Linked DNA regions of Homo sapiens: all the other regions are linked to region 1. The links are chromatin contacts, found by Hi-C or POLR2A ChIA-PET in ENCODE. All regions are on one chromosome and are shown on one strand. Each heading gives the region's core, a stretch centred on a gene start or an enhancer-like site at or near the end of the contact. The rest is flanking DNA. Distances are from core to core; before and after follow the strand shown. Region 1 holds the start of CHROMR (cholesterol induced regulator of metabolism RNA). Region 2 overlaps OSBPL6 (oxysterol binding protein like 6). Region 3 overlaps OSBPL6 (oxysterol binding protein like 6).

Region 1 (4,217 bases), core at 1,085-3,584:
TTTAAAAGGTACATACACAGTTGCAATTTTGCAAGAGAAAGAGTTCTGGAGATTGGGTGCACAACAAAGTGAATGTACTTGACACTACTGAACTGTGCACCTAAAAATAGGATGGTATTTTTTTTTTTTTTTTTCGAGATGGAGTCTCACTCTGTCGCCCAGGCTGGAGTGCAACGGAGTAATATCAGCTCACTGCAACCTCCGCCTCCCGGGTTCTAGCCATTCTCCTGCCTCAGCCTCCTGAGTAGCTGGGACTATAGGTGAGCACCACCATGCCCAGCTAATTTTTGTATTTTTAGTAGAGATGGGGTTTCACCATGTTGGTCAGGCTGGTCTCGAACTCCTGACCTCATGATCTGCCCCCACCTTGGCCTCCTAAATTGCTGGGATTACAGGCATGAGCCACCATGCCCAGCCTAGGATGGTAAATTTTATGTTATGTGTACTTTACCACAAGTAAAATTTTTAAATAAAAAAATGACATCTATATCCATGTTGTACCATTGTTAATTTCCTTGTTTTGATATTGCACTATATTTATGTAAGATGTAACCACTGAAGGACTTGGTGAAAGGTACAGGGACATCTCCATACTACCTTTGCAACTTCCCGTGAATCTTTAATTAGTTTAGAGCAAAAAGTGTTAATTTCATGTTTGTGTTAAAAAAAAAAAAAAGGAAGTTATAGACTGCCAATCTCTTGGACCAGGATAATAGAACTTTATGAACACAGAGATTAAAGCCTATTTAACCACAGTTTGCCCATGATGGTAACTTTGATCAGAAAGAATCTCACAAGCTGGGACCCAACAGGACCAAGTAATCCATGTCATGATTATTACACGTTATCAGCCTTCCAGGGAAGTGGAATTTACAAGCTTTCCCTTTGGCATGGGGCCCAGGTGATGGCCTCCTATTGAGCAGAGTCCCCAGCAATAATTACCCTGCATGTCAAAGGCCTCATTTCCCCAAAACAGTAAACCATAAAATGTAGCCCATATTCTCTCCATGTATATCACTCAATATCACACCGTAGAGGCATATAACTGATAATATTGCCTCTGGCCCATGCCAAATTGCAAGTGGTAGATTTTTTTTTTCCTTCCGAATTAAGAAACACAAGATTTACCCCTTTTCTTGGAAAAGTGTTAAGAGTCTAGCACCCCCAATAACTAGGGTCTACAAATGTCTAAAAGTTATTAATCTTGGTCTGTCTTAACTACCAATTCTCTTAATTTGGGTAACCTCAATTTTGTTGTTGTTTTTTTTTTTTTGAGACAGAGTCTCGCGCTGTCGCCCAGGCTGGAGTGCAGTGGCGCCATCTGGGCTCACTGCAATCCCCGCCTCCCGGGTTCAAGCAATTCTCCTGCCTCAGCCTCCCTAGTAGCTGGGATTACATGTGTGCACCATCACACCCAGCTAGTTTTTGTATTTTTATTAGAGACGGGGTTTCATCATGTTGGCCAGGCTGGTCTCGAACTCCTAACCTCAGGTGATCCACCTGCCTCTGCTTCCCAAAGTGCTGAGATTACAGGCGTGAGACACTGCACCTGGCCTGGGTGACCTCAAATTTTTAAATGAAGGGATTGGAGGTAACATCTAGGATTTTATCTAGTTCTGTCTTCTATGATTCAAACCCCAAATTCTCCACTGCAATGACTGCTTCTGGAATAAATATTCCTGGTTGCCTGTCTCTGAAAAAAAGCTCTCACATAAGGCTAATGAGAGGCGAAACTAAGGCAGGATCTCTCCTTTCAAGACCACATAGTCAGGGTTGTTTAATAAGCACACAAAGTAGAGACATATTTACCCATTCACCATGAAAAAACACCCCTATAAAAGGCCCAATACCTGGGCTTAATAGCTTCATTTCTTGTGTGATCTTGCAGTGTACATCAAAAAATTAACAAATAACATCCAGTGACATGATCTTGGCTCACTACAACCTCCGCCTCCCGGGTTCAAGCGATTCTCCTGTCTCAGCCTCCCTAGTAGCTGGGATTACAGGCATGCACCACCACACCCGGCTAATTTTGTATTTTTAGTGGAGATGGGGTTTCTTTCTCCATATTGGTCAGGATGGTCTCTCTCGAACTACCGACCTCAGGTGATCAGCCCGCCTTACGCCTCCCAAAGTGCTGGGATTACAGGCGTGAGCCACCGCCCCTGGCTCCCCCACCGGCAATTTCTAAAATGTATCGGTCTCCTCCCAAGCCCTTGTTCCTTCATCCCCCACCCGGGGCAGATTCAGACAAGCATTTATTTTAGTTCCTAAGCCGCGCGGTGCTCCCAGCTTCCGCGCCTCTGGGCGGCCCACACCCCTCCCCATCCTCTCCTCCGCGCCGCCGTCTTCGTTGCTCTTGGGTGGCCGCGGCGCCCGCTCCCTCTGAATTCGCCGGGCAGGGATACAGCCGCCCGGGGCCTCTTGCTCGTGCTTGGTTTTCCGGACCTTGCTTCCTAAAGGGTCTTTAGGGGTTCCCGGACTCCTCCGCCTGGGAGCCTCTATCCGCCTGGGAGCCTCTATGCGCCCCGCAAAGCCCCCGGCAGAGCCGAGGGGAGGCTTCATTGGCGACCTGGTGGGGCCTCGCGGCCCTGCTCCCTGACGTCAGCGCCGCCGCGGTGATTTAACAGCTTTTGTTTTGGGCAGAAGAACCTATGGGCACAAAAAGCAGGAACGAGTAGCGGTGGCTGAAGAACGAGCAGGAGCTTGAATTTCAGTTTTCTTATGAGGAATTTTCCAGAAAAGATATCTTCACTGTGAAATAACTAAATAAATGCCCACTCAGTACAGTAAGTATTGATATCGTCCTATAGCATTTGGCTAGAAAGTGGTGTCAATAGGGTTTTTCCTTCAGACTTTGCAATACTGTTCAGAAGGGCCAATGCCAATCCTTCTGTGAGGAAGTTTTTTTCTTCCTAAATATGTTAATTGCCTCAACTTGGACTAACGGTCACACTTGTGAATATGAGTGTAAGAAACAGTTTATTTCTCACATGTATGAAAAGGAAATTTTCTTTCATCTATCTCAGGCCCCTATTCAGCGTAAAATCAAGATTATTTAACTTGCAAGATTAAACAACGACCTTATTTCAAATGAAATAAAATTCAGTCTGATCAGAAACCCCTTGGAGCAGTTTATATTAACCTAATTATCTTTTTACTGCAGTAAGTTAATTGAGGATTATGGAATGCATCTAAAAAGCAGTTATATTTACAGGTCCCAAAATTAAATGCTAAGGAAAAGCATTTCTGCAAACCCAGGTAGTACGGACAAACCGAAGGGAGTTTTATTCTGTCAAGTTTTACTCTAAATTCAATCGTTGATCAGCTAGATCTCGGCTTGGTTATTCTTGGAGGAGCTGCCTTGCAAATGATTCCACTCTGAGCTCGCCGGCCACAGTAGCGTGAAATGGATGGCAGTCAGTTTCCTCTTCCTAAGACTGGGTGTGGTTTCTCTGGGCAGACTACACAGTGGCGACTCTGGCGGGATTTGAGGAGCCTGGAGAGGCCCACCACGTGTGTGTCTCCCCCTAGTGACCAACGGGCTGAAGTTCCTGTGGTTAAAGGCAATTGCTGATTTTGTCATTAGCAGGAAGGTGAAGCTCAACGACCTCCTGCGTGTACAGCACCATTCTAGAAGCTGGATGTGTTTAAAGATATGATGCAATATGTACCCAGAAGGCATAAGACTAGATCACTAGGGTACAAATTAAAATATCAAGTTGCATACGCTGAGTATGGGATTAGGTCAGCGGAACACGCTTTGGAAAACACTGCTTTAACGACCTCATTCTGAGTCCCTGTAATGCTTAAGATTATAGCACAGTTTAGGCACCTTATATACATTATGATGGAATGCTTTCCTAGAGTGATATTCTGTGGTGGAAAGAGCAAATCAAAGGTCTTTGTGTTCTCTGTGACCGTGGAAGAAATTGCCATTAAGTAGTAATATAAATAGGGGTTTTAAAAAACGTGGGAAAAGTCTGAAGAAGCATTTGCAGAAACTCCTTACAAAGTCAGTGACAGCTAGGCCAGGCCAAGGTGGGCGGATCACTTAAGGCCAGGAGTTTGAGACCAGCCTGGCCAACATGGCAAAACCCTGTCTCTACTAAAAATACAAAAATTAGCTGAGCGTGGGTGGCTGAGATGGGAGAATTGCTTGAACCCAGGAGGCAGAGGTTGCAGTGAGCTGAGATCGCACCACTGCACTCCAGTCT
Region 2 (4,217 bases), core at 740-3,239, 170 kb before region 1:
GCAGTGAGCCGAGATCCTGCCGCTGCACTGCATTCTGGGCGTCTCAAAACTAACTAACTAACTAATGAAATAAATAAATAAATAGAAGTGTTTAGAATTAGCCGGGTGTGGTGGCAGGAGCCTGTGATCCCAGCTACTCAGGAGGCTGAGGCAGGAGAATTGCTTGAGCCCGGGAGGCAGAGGTTGCAGTGAGCCAAGATTGCACCACTGCACTGTAGCCTGGGCGACAGAACAAGACTCCTTCTCAAAAAATAAAAAGTGTTTAGCTGAGAACCATTCACATAATCACTTAATAAAAGTTAATGTTAATAATTAATAATTGCTATTATTATTTCTATACCACTATCATTACTAATTGTCCCCAGGGGCCTATTCATAGTTCTCAGATAGTATCCTAATTTTGGCTCAGTAATCCATCTTATCCATTATGTGGCACATGGTCCCTTGTATATAGTGGGAAATAATTATTGACTAAATAATGTGATAACAATGGACTACAATCTTTTTTTTCTTTTTTTCTTTAGGGATTTCTATGAAAATGGGCATGGCTTCTGATTACATATTTAGTTCATTTAAATTTGATATCTTAAGTGTACTAATGCCACTCTGCATGTATTCATATTCACGGTAGAAATTTATAGTTAAGGCAGTTTAAGCTCATATAGCACAGATATTTTTTTTTTTTTTACTCTGGACTCCTGGGTTCAAGCAATTCTCGTGCCCCAGCTTCCCGAGTAGCTGGGACTACAGGTGCACGCCACCACGCCCAGCTAATTTTTGTATTTTTAGTAGAGATGGGGTTTCACCACGTTGGCCAGGATGGTCTTGAACTCCTGACCTCGTGGTCCTCCCGCCTCGGCCTCCCAAAGTGATGGGATTACAGGTGTGAGCCACTGCACCCGGCCAGGGCTTTTTTTTTTTTTTTCTGAGACATGGTCTCATTCTGTCACCCAGGCTGGAGTGCAGTGGTGTGATCTCGGCTCACTGCAACCTCCACATCCTGGGTTCAAGTGAATCTCCTGCTATAGCCTCCCAAGTAGCTGGGATTACAGGCTCGCACTACTATGCCTGGCTAATTTTTTAATTTTTAGTAGAGACGGGGTTTCTCCATGTTGGCCAGGCTGGTCTTGAACTCCTGACCTCAAGCGATTCGCCAACCTCGGCCTCCCAACGTGCTAGGATTATAGGCGTGAGCCACTGTGCCTGGCCTGAGGCTTTTTAAAAGACATCTTAAAGTTGTGCCAAGTTAAAATAATTGCCTTGGACAACAGTGACTTTAAGATGATTTTATGGGCCACATAATGACATTTCAGTCAATCATGGACTGCATATATGACAGTGGTTCCATATGATTATCATATAGTATTTTTATGTTTTGCTATTTTTGTGTGTCTACATATACAAATACCATGAGTTACACTTGCCTACAGTATTCAGTACAATAACATGCTGTGCAGATTTGTAGCCTGGGAGCAATAGGCAATACCGTACAGGGTGGGTGTGTAGTAGGCTACACCACCTAGATTTGTGTAAGTGCACTCTGTGATGTTCACACAATGACGAAATCACCTAAAGACATTTCTCAGAACATATCCTTTTCACTAACATGTACATATGTTGTGAAAGTGTGATTGAGAACTGTCTTTAAGTGGATTTGATGTGGAAAGTATGTACTCAGAAAAAAGAAAAGGAAACACTTGGTGGTCTTAAACACTCACAGCTGAACTCTGCCTTTTATTTTTCCCCCTTAACCAATATTATTTGACTCCTCTGACATCATCTCAAAAGTACCTGCCTTTTCTTTCTTCACTGGTTCCCAGGAACCTTTCTATGTAGTTGTCTAGCTGAGCAGCCTACTTTCCAGCAAAATGTAATCCCAATTCCCACATCTCTCTTGGCTTTGCTGTTTCCTCCTCCTCTTTCCTCCTTTCCCAGTGAATCAGCAGATGTGGATGACGTCATCTTTGTATTTGGCAGTCACACGGGTGTTAAATATTGCCCTGCCAAGAGTCAAGTGTGGCGAGCCTGCTTCTGCAGTTTTTGCTCTTATTTAAATTGGTGGAAGTTTGCATTGAACAAAAAAATTTGAATTGTGATACTTTAGTTTTAAAAAAACACCAAAGTCAACCCTGGAATTAGATTTGAATTAAGAGTCCCTTATAACCTGCAGCTGAATCAATGGTTGATGCAGTGATTTTATACCATCTTGTAGTGCTTTTCAAAATACTACCAGTTGGCCAAAATGTGAGCAGGATATCGATGCGTTAAGTTTTTATCAAAGAAATGGTGGATGACCTCACTTAATCATCTAAGGCCTGTCCAAAAAATTAAAAAGCTGTAAATTTAAAATTGTTTTCACAAGACAGCTATGAAGCAATAGTCACAATATATATATACACACACATAAAACCTTAGAAAATGCAGCCATATTTTTTTCTTATGTAAAGTTTATTTATAACATATATTTAATATTTTAAAATTATATATTTCATATAGTAGCACATTTTTATAAATATATCATTTATAAAATATAAACAACTTGTATGTAAAAATGTATAAAATCAATAACTCTGTGTAGTCGGTTGATAGCAGACTTCTGTACATTCTCAGTATGTAATTTGCTGTAGTTAAGAATGAGCACTGTTCACAGTTCTTAGAGAGGCCCTGTGTTCCCATCCCATTGGCCTGCTCCTTGACATGGGAGTGGAAGATATCCAGAGGTTAGTGGGAAGCTGGGAATGACTCCTTCAAAGAAGGTAGGACAGTTTTAGTTCTCAAGAGTGAAATGGCACATATGCTTCATTTCTGTTTCACTTAATCCTACCACGTACCTGAGGAAGTCTCAAAGGCATCTTTAACTTCTGAGTTCTTTGTTCAAAACCAATCTTTTGATCCCCTACTTGCCAACTAAGCCTGTGCCTCTTGCTGTTCCTGTTGTTGTAGGGGCCACTCCATTCAATCAGTTGCTTCAGTCAGAAACCCAGGGTCACCTTTGGTGCCTCATTCCTTCACTGCACTCCCCCCGACCCATATGGCTTAGCCCTATCCATTCATCTCCAAAATATATTCCAAACTCATCCCCTTCTCCCAACTCTATTGCCATAGCTTCCCCATTTCTCATTCTCCTCCATTCATTCTGGGTTTTTTTGTTTCTTTGTTTGTTTTGAGACGGAGTCTTGCTCTGTCGCCCAGGCTGGAGTGCAATGGCTCAGTCTCGGCTCACTGCAATCTCCGCCTCCAGGTTCAAGCGATTCTCCTGCCTCAGCCTCCTGAGTAGCTGGGATTACAGGTGCCTGCCACCACACCCAGCTGATTTTTGTATTTTTAGTAGAGATGGGGTTTCACTATGTTGGCCAGGCTGGTCTTGAACTCCTGATCTCGTGATCCGCCTGCCTCAGCCTCCCAAAGTGTTGGGATTACAGGCGTGAGCCAACACGCCTGGCCCATTCATTGTTTTAAAAACACAAATCTGATCCTTTTTCTGCTCTGTTTAAAGTCTTTCACCATCTCCCATTGTAGTTAAAGAAAAAAAAATCCTTTATTGGCTGTAAATTATCTGTCTCCTGCCTACACCTACCACCACCTCATTTCATGCCCTCCTTTGCCTTACACACTGCTCAAACTCCGCTGGTCTGGTTTAAATTCCTGGCACACCCAGTCCCTTCTTGCCTCAGAGCCTTTGCACATGCTACTCCCTCTGTCTGGAGTGTCCCCTCCTCCTTGCCCTTCAGACTTTGCTTCACTGTCACTTCCTCTGAGAAGCCTTCTCCTCCCCTAGAACTACTATAACTTAGGTCCTCCTCTCTTATTTTTTCTCCTAATACCATGTTCTTTTTCTTCTCACATTTAATATTTGTAATCATAGGCTTAGCTATTTATTTAATACTTTAATCCATCTCTCCTATTAGACCTTAAGTCCATGACACAAAACAAGTTCTTTTGGTTTAACACCATACCCCCAGTTCTTAGCACTGTGTCTGGCACATATTAGGGATTCAGTATATATTTGCATGAATGAATCATTGAATGTCTTTATAAAAAGGGAATAATATCATATTCCTGATTTTTCCCCCTTGGTTCTTAAAGATAGTAGGTAGCCTTCTCAACTGGAAGGCATTTGATAGATATGCTTTTATAGTTTTATATGATTCTGAATATCCTGGCATTTGCTATGCAGAGGGAGACTACTGCTTATGCTTATTTCATGGTTTCTGACA
Region 3 (4,217 bases), core at 788-3,287, 130 kb before region 1:
AAGGGAATAATAAAATTGCAGATTCCTTTAAATAGCCTCTACTCAGAATTCTTAGCTGTATGATCAGTCATCTGAATTTTTGTCAGCATTAACAATACTCTTTAATTTGGGGGAAAAAAATCTTTGAATGGTTAATAAATGTCAAGTCCTCCCTGTGCTTGGCTTTTGAATTTTGAAGAAAGAAAACACTTTCCCTACCCTCAGAGAAATATTGTCAATTAGATCTAAGTTATATGCAAACAAAAAAATCTGAAAAAATTGGCTAAATGGTAGAACTGTGATAGACTGAGAAAATTATGTTTGTCTTGAGCAAATTAGTTTATTAGGGTATATAGTTTATTAGCATTTATAAATAAAATATCTTGTTATACTTTGATCATGTTTCTGAAAAATCATGAATGTTTTGTTTCTCACTGATTATTTTGCTAAGGCAAGAAACACGTGAGGCTGTCTAGGTTCACCTTCTGTCCTGTCCACTGTTAGTTCTTGGTTTGTCCCCTCCTGTTTCCACTCTCCCAGGTTGCTTCATCCTCCCATCTGATCTCTGAGGTTCTCTCTTGTCTTTTTCCTCCCGTTTGTTCTGCGGCTAGATCCCCCTCCATGAAGTATGATCACGTGGCTCTCCTGTTCTGAACTTCGCTCCTGTTCTTTACAGCCCACACAGTGAAATTCAATCTCTCACCAGCATTTGAGACCTTCCACGCTGTTTCAAACCTTTTCTCTGGCTTCCCCTGCTCTACTCTCCTCCTTTGTCCCCTAAGCTCTGAGCTCTGAACTACAGACTACACTTTCCCGTCTCTTGATTTTCATATACTTTTCTCACTGTTTGAAATGTCCTTTATTCATCCCTGCATGCCCATTTTCTGCCTGATCTACTCATCTTTCAAATGCCTCCTCTTTTGAGGAACTTCTTCTGATCTGATTCCCACCCAGCCCACAAACGCCAAGCTAGAATTATTTTCATGCCATCAATATTCATAGTACATATTTTGCTTTTGTAACTTAAAAAGATTACTCACATACCTTTTCCTGTTATCTAGGGCTTTGAGCCCTCTAAATTTCTTAAGGGCAAGAGCCTGGTTTTTGTTGATTGTTACATTTCTAGATCCTCTTTAGAGTCTGGTTTTGATGTTTATATATAATAACTACATAATTGACTTACTGTTGTGGATTAATCAATCAATACTTAGTGGTGGATATGAAAACTCTGATATGTTATTTCAGCTTGTGAATTTTAACTTCTTTGATATGTAGTAACATTAATGAGATAAGATACTTTTCTGAGGTTAAATGTCTTTTGCTCTTTACTTATTAACAAGAAAGCCACAGTAGTTACTAGGTAACAATGACTGAAATTTGTATATTTCATCTTCAGGAAGTTACCCCAGCACAACCTGTTTCCATTAAACCTATTGGATTGTGGCACTTAAACTATATTCTCCAGAGACTTAGATACCCTCAGTGAACTTGAAACTTTCATAGGTAGGAAAAGAAAAATCAATTTCTTGTCTAAACATTGCTGCCAGTGGAAAAAAGCAAAATGATTATCTTTTCACTAATGAAGTTAGTGGTGACAATAGGCAAAGTAAGCAAGATAATAAAAAAAGGTGTTGTACTGTGTATTGTGCTACAGATTTCTAGAAAAGCAATTTAGAATGTTGAACCCTAAATTAAGACCAATCCTTCTTTGTAGAAATGGTGTGAGCATTGAAATAAAACCATGGCCCACATATGTGAGAAAATGATCAAAAGTGTCTCATTTCTTGTTTTTGGTATGAAATAGACTTTGCTATCTAGATTACATAGATAACTCTTCTGGTTGTCTTTATTATTTTAGGAATTCTTTATTATTGTACAGAGTGCTGGGGTTTGCTTAATCTTGTCTCCATTTTGCATTATATGCATTTACCTAGTAGCTACATGGGACAATCTAATCTTTGGTAGACTACATCTTGGTTTCTGATGGGCTTGAATAAGAAAGGAGAGGAATGTGCGGGGAATGCACTAGACAAGAACATGTGGGCAAAACCCAGGCTGTTGGGAGGATTAGTCACATAGCTTAAAGGAAAATTCTGTTGCAAAGATAATGGATCATTTGCTTCCTGAATGAGCCATTCAGAAGGAACCATTGCCAAGTCACTAAACTCTTCTGAATGAGATTTTCCAGAGACGCCCACTGGCTAGTACTGGTTAGTGTGGGAAATTTTGTTTAAATCAACCTTTTCAACCTTTACAACTTTTGCTCATTAATGATTTAGAAAGATAATGTTAGCATCCTTTTTGATCTACAGAGGATATGTTTAAATAGAACATGATTCCTATTGTGAATGTGTTTCAGTTAAAACCAGATGTGCTGTACGAAAACGCATGTGTGTGCACGCGTGTGCATGCACACACACGCATGCACGCCAATTTTGGTTATACTTTTTGAAAGAACCAATCTTCCTATCTCTGAGTATATTTCTTAACTGGGGTATTTCTTAGTGTGGCTTTAAGGATTAATCTTCAATGTACTTTGTCACAAGCAGTAATCAGGCTTGAACTTTATACACTTATCACCTTTGGACTTCTGCCCTGCATGCAGTTTATGTGCAAGGTAAAACAAGACCCAGTGAAATTTCTTAATTAAAATGAGGTTGGGACAGGTGCGGTGGCTCACACCTGGAATCCCAGCACTTTGGGAGGCCGAGGCGAGTGGATCACGAAGTCAAGAGATCTAGACAATCCTGGCCAACATGGTGAAACTCTGCCTCTACTAAAAATACAAAAATTAGCTGGGCATGGTGGCGCACACCTGTAGTCCCAGCTACTCGGGAGGCTGAGGCAGGATAATTGCTTGAACCTGGGAGGTGGAGGTTGCAGTGAGCTGAGATGGCACCACTGTACTCCAGCCTGGCAATAGAGTGAGATCTGTCTCAAAAAAATTTAAAAAAAATAAAATTAAATAAAATGAGGTTGAATTGCCACTTAGTGAACTCTGGCTTTCTAAAATAATATATGTCACCTAGAAATTTGGAATGTGAATGTGACTATATAAACCTGTATGTCCTAATCAAGCTTTTGAAGCTGAATTAAGACAAATGTTTCTAATATTTTTGGCTTGAGTAACTATCAGAGATGATTGGTTATAACTGAACCATGTGTTAATAGTGTGGTGGTAATTTTTAACTCAGAGTACTCAGTCCCCCTGGAGGTTATAGCGGGTACTACACTTCATCTTGGTTGTCTTTTTGAAGGTTGTACAGAATATTCGCATGAACATTAATTATGGTTGCAGAACAAGCCAAAACCTCTGTTCTTTGACATTTCATATGCATTGTGTGAAAATATACACTTTCGTGCATTTAATAGCAAAATAGACAATAATAGATTAGTTTCTTACAGAATACATGTAAGTCAAAACCTTGTAAATTTCTATTTTAAACTCTAACACACAGTGTCAGAGTTAACAATTGTGTGCAGGCCTGCATAAATGTCTTCTTTTGAGAAGTGTCTATTCATATCCTTTGCCCAATTTTTAATGGGGTTGTTTGTTTGTTTCTTGTAAATTCGTTTAAGTTCCTTGTAGACTCTGGTTATTAGACCTTTGTCAGAGATGGATAGATTGCAAAAATTTTCTCCCAGTGTGTAGGTTGTCTGTTTGCTCTGGTAGTTTCTTTTTCTGTGCAGAAACTCTTTAGTTTAATTAGATGTCATTTGTCAATTTTTGCTTTTGTTGCAATTGCTTTTGACTTTTTTTTTTTTTTTTTCTTTTGAGATGGAGTCTTACTCTGTTGCCCAGGTTGGAGTGCAATGGCATGATCTAGGCTCATTGAAACCTCTGCCTCCCAGGTTCAAGCAATTCTGTCTCAGCCTCCCGAATAGCTGGGATTACAGGCATGCGCCACCACACCTGGCTAATTTTTGTATTTTTTAGTAGAGACAGGGTTTTCCCACGTTGGCCAGTCTGATCTCAAATGCTTGACCTCAGGTGATCCGCCTGCCTCGGCCTCCCAAAGTGCTGGGATTACAGGTGTGAGCCACCGTGCCCGGCCGCTTTTGACGTTTTCCTCATGAAATCTTTGCCTTGCCTATGTCCTGAATGGTATTGCCTAGACTTTCTTCTAGGGTTTTTATAGTTTTAGGTTTTACATTTAAGTCTTTAATCTGCCTTGAGTTAATTTTTGTATAAGGTGTAAGGAAGGGGTCCAGTTTCAGTTTTCTGCATATGGCTAGCC

What was found. Hi-C counts contacts between places; a loop is a spot of excess contacts on that map. ChIA-PET counts read pairs that join two places held with the same protein, here RNA polymerase II (POLR2A). Pooled maps may share reads with other maps.
Region 2: a pooled map shows a loop between it and region 1 (2.6-fold over the local background). The contact joins the enhancer-like site here to the promoter of CHROMR in region 1. A Hi-C loop is called at or near these places in 4 of 50 pooled maps. POLR2A ChIA-PET finds 5 or more read pairs at or near these places in 3 of 52 experiments (Panc1, WTC11 and activated CD4-positive, alpha-beta T cell).
Region 3: a loop to region 1 is called in a map of PC-3, with 7 times the contacts of the local background. The contact joins the enhancer-like site here to the promoter of CHROMR in region 1. A Hi-C loop is called at or near these places in 2 of 168 maps with a recorded cell type or tissue (PC-3 and endothelial cell of hepatic sinusoid) and 9 of 50 pooled maps. POLR2A ChIA-PET finds 5 or more read pairs at or near these places in 3 of 52 experiments (A549, H1 and MCF 10A).

Annotation. Positions count from the first base shown.
Region 1 is chr2:178,411,325-178,415,541 of GRCh38, forward strand. CHROMR (cholesterol induced regulator of metabolism RNA) reads left to right here and starts at 2,335. Exons shown (of 5, transcript NR_110204.1): 1 at 2,335-2,789. RefSeq lists enhancers at 2,099-2,674, 2,504-2,703, 3,205-3,464, 3,252-3,826.
Region 2 is chr2:178,240,507-178,244,723 of GRCh38, forward strand. All of the region lies in intron 1 of OSBPL6 (oxysterol binding protein like 6), which reads left to right. Among named protein-coding and RNA genes, the nearest start is that of OSBPL6, 48 kb to the left of the region's middle. Within about 2 kb of position 1,990, at least 8 of the 41 ENCODE cell types and tissues checked have a DNase peak (open chromatin) inside an H3K27ac peak, as active enhancers do.
Region 3 is chr2:178,277,279-178,281,495 of GRCh38, forward strand. All of the region lies in intron 1 of OSBPL6 (oxysterol binding protein like 6), which reads left to right. Among named protein-coding and RNA genes, the nearest start is that of OSBPL6, 85 kb to the left of the region's middle. RefSeq lists an enhancer at 157-657. Within about 2 kb of position 2,038, at least 3 of the 41 ENCODE cell types and tissues checked have a DNase peak (open chromatin) inside an H3K27ac peak, as active enhancers do; they include PC-3, where a contact is called at or near this core.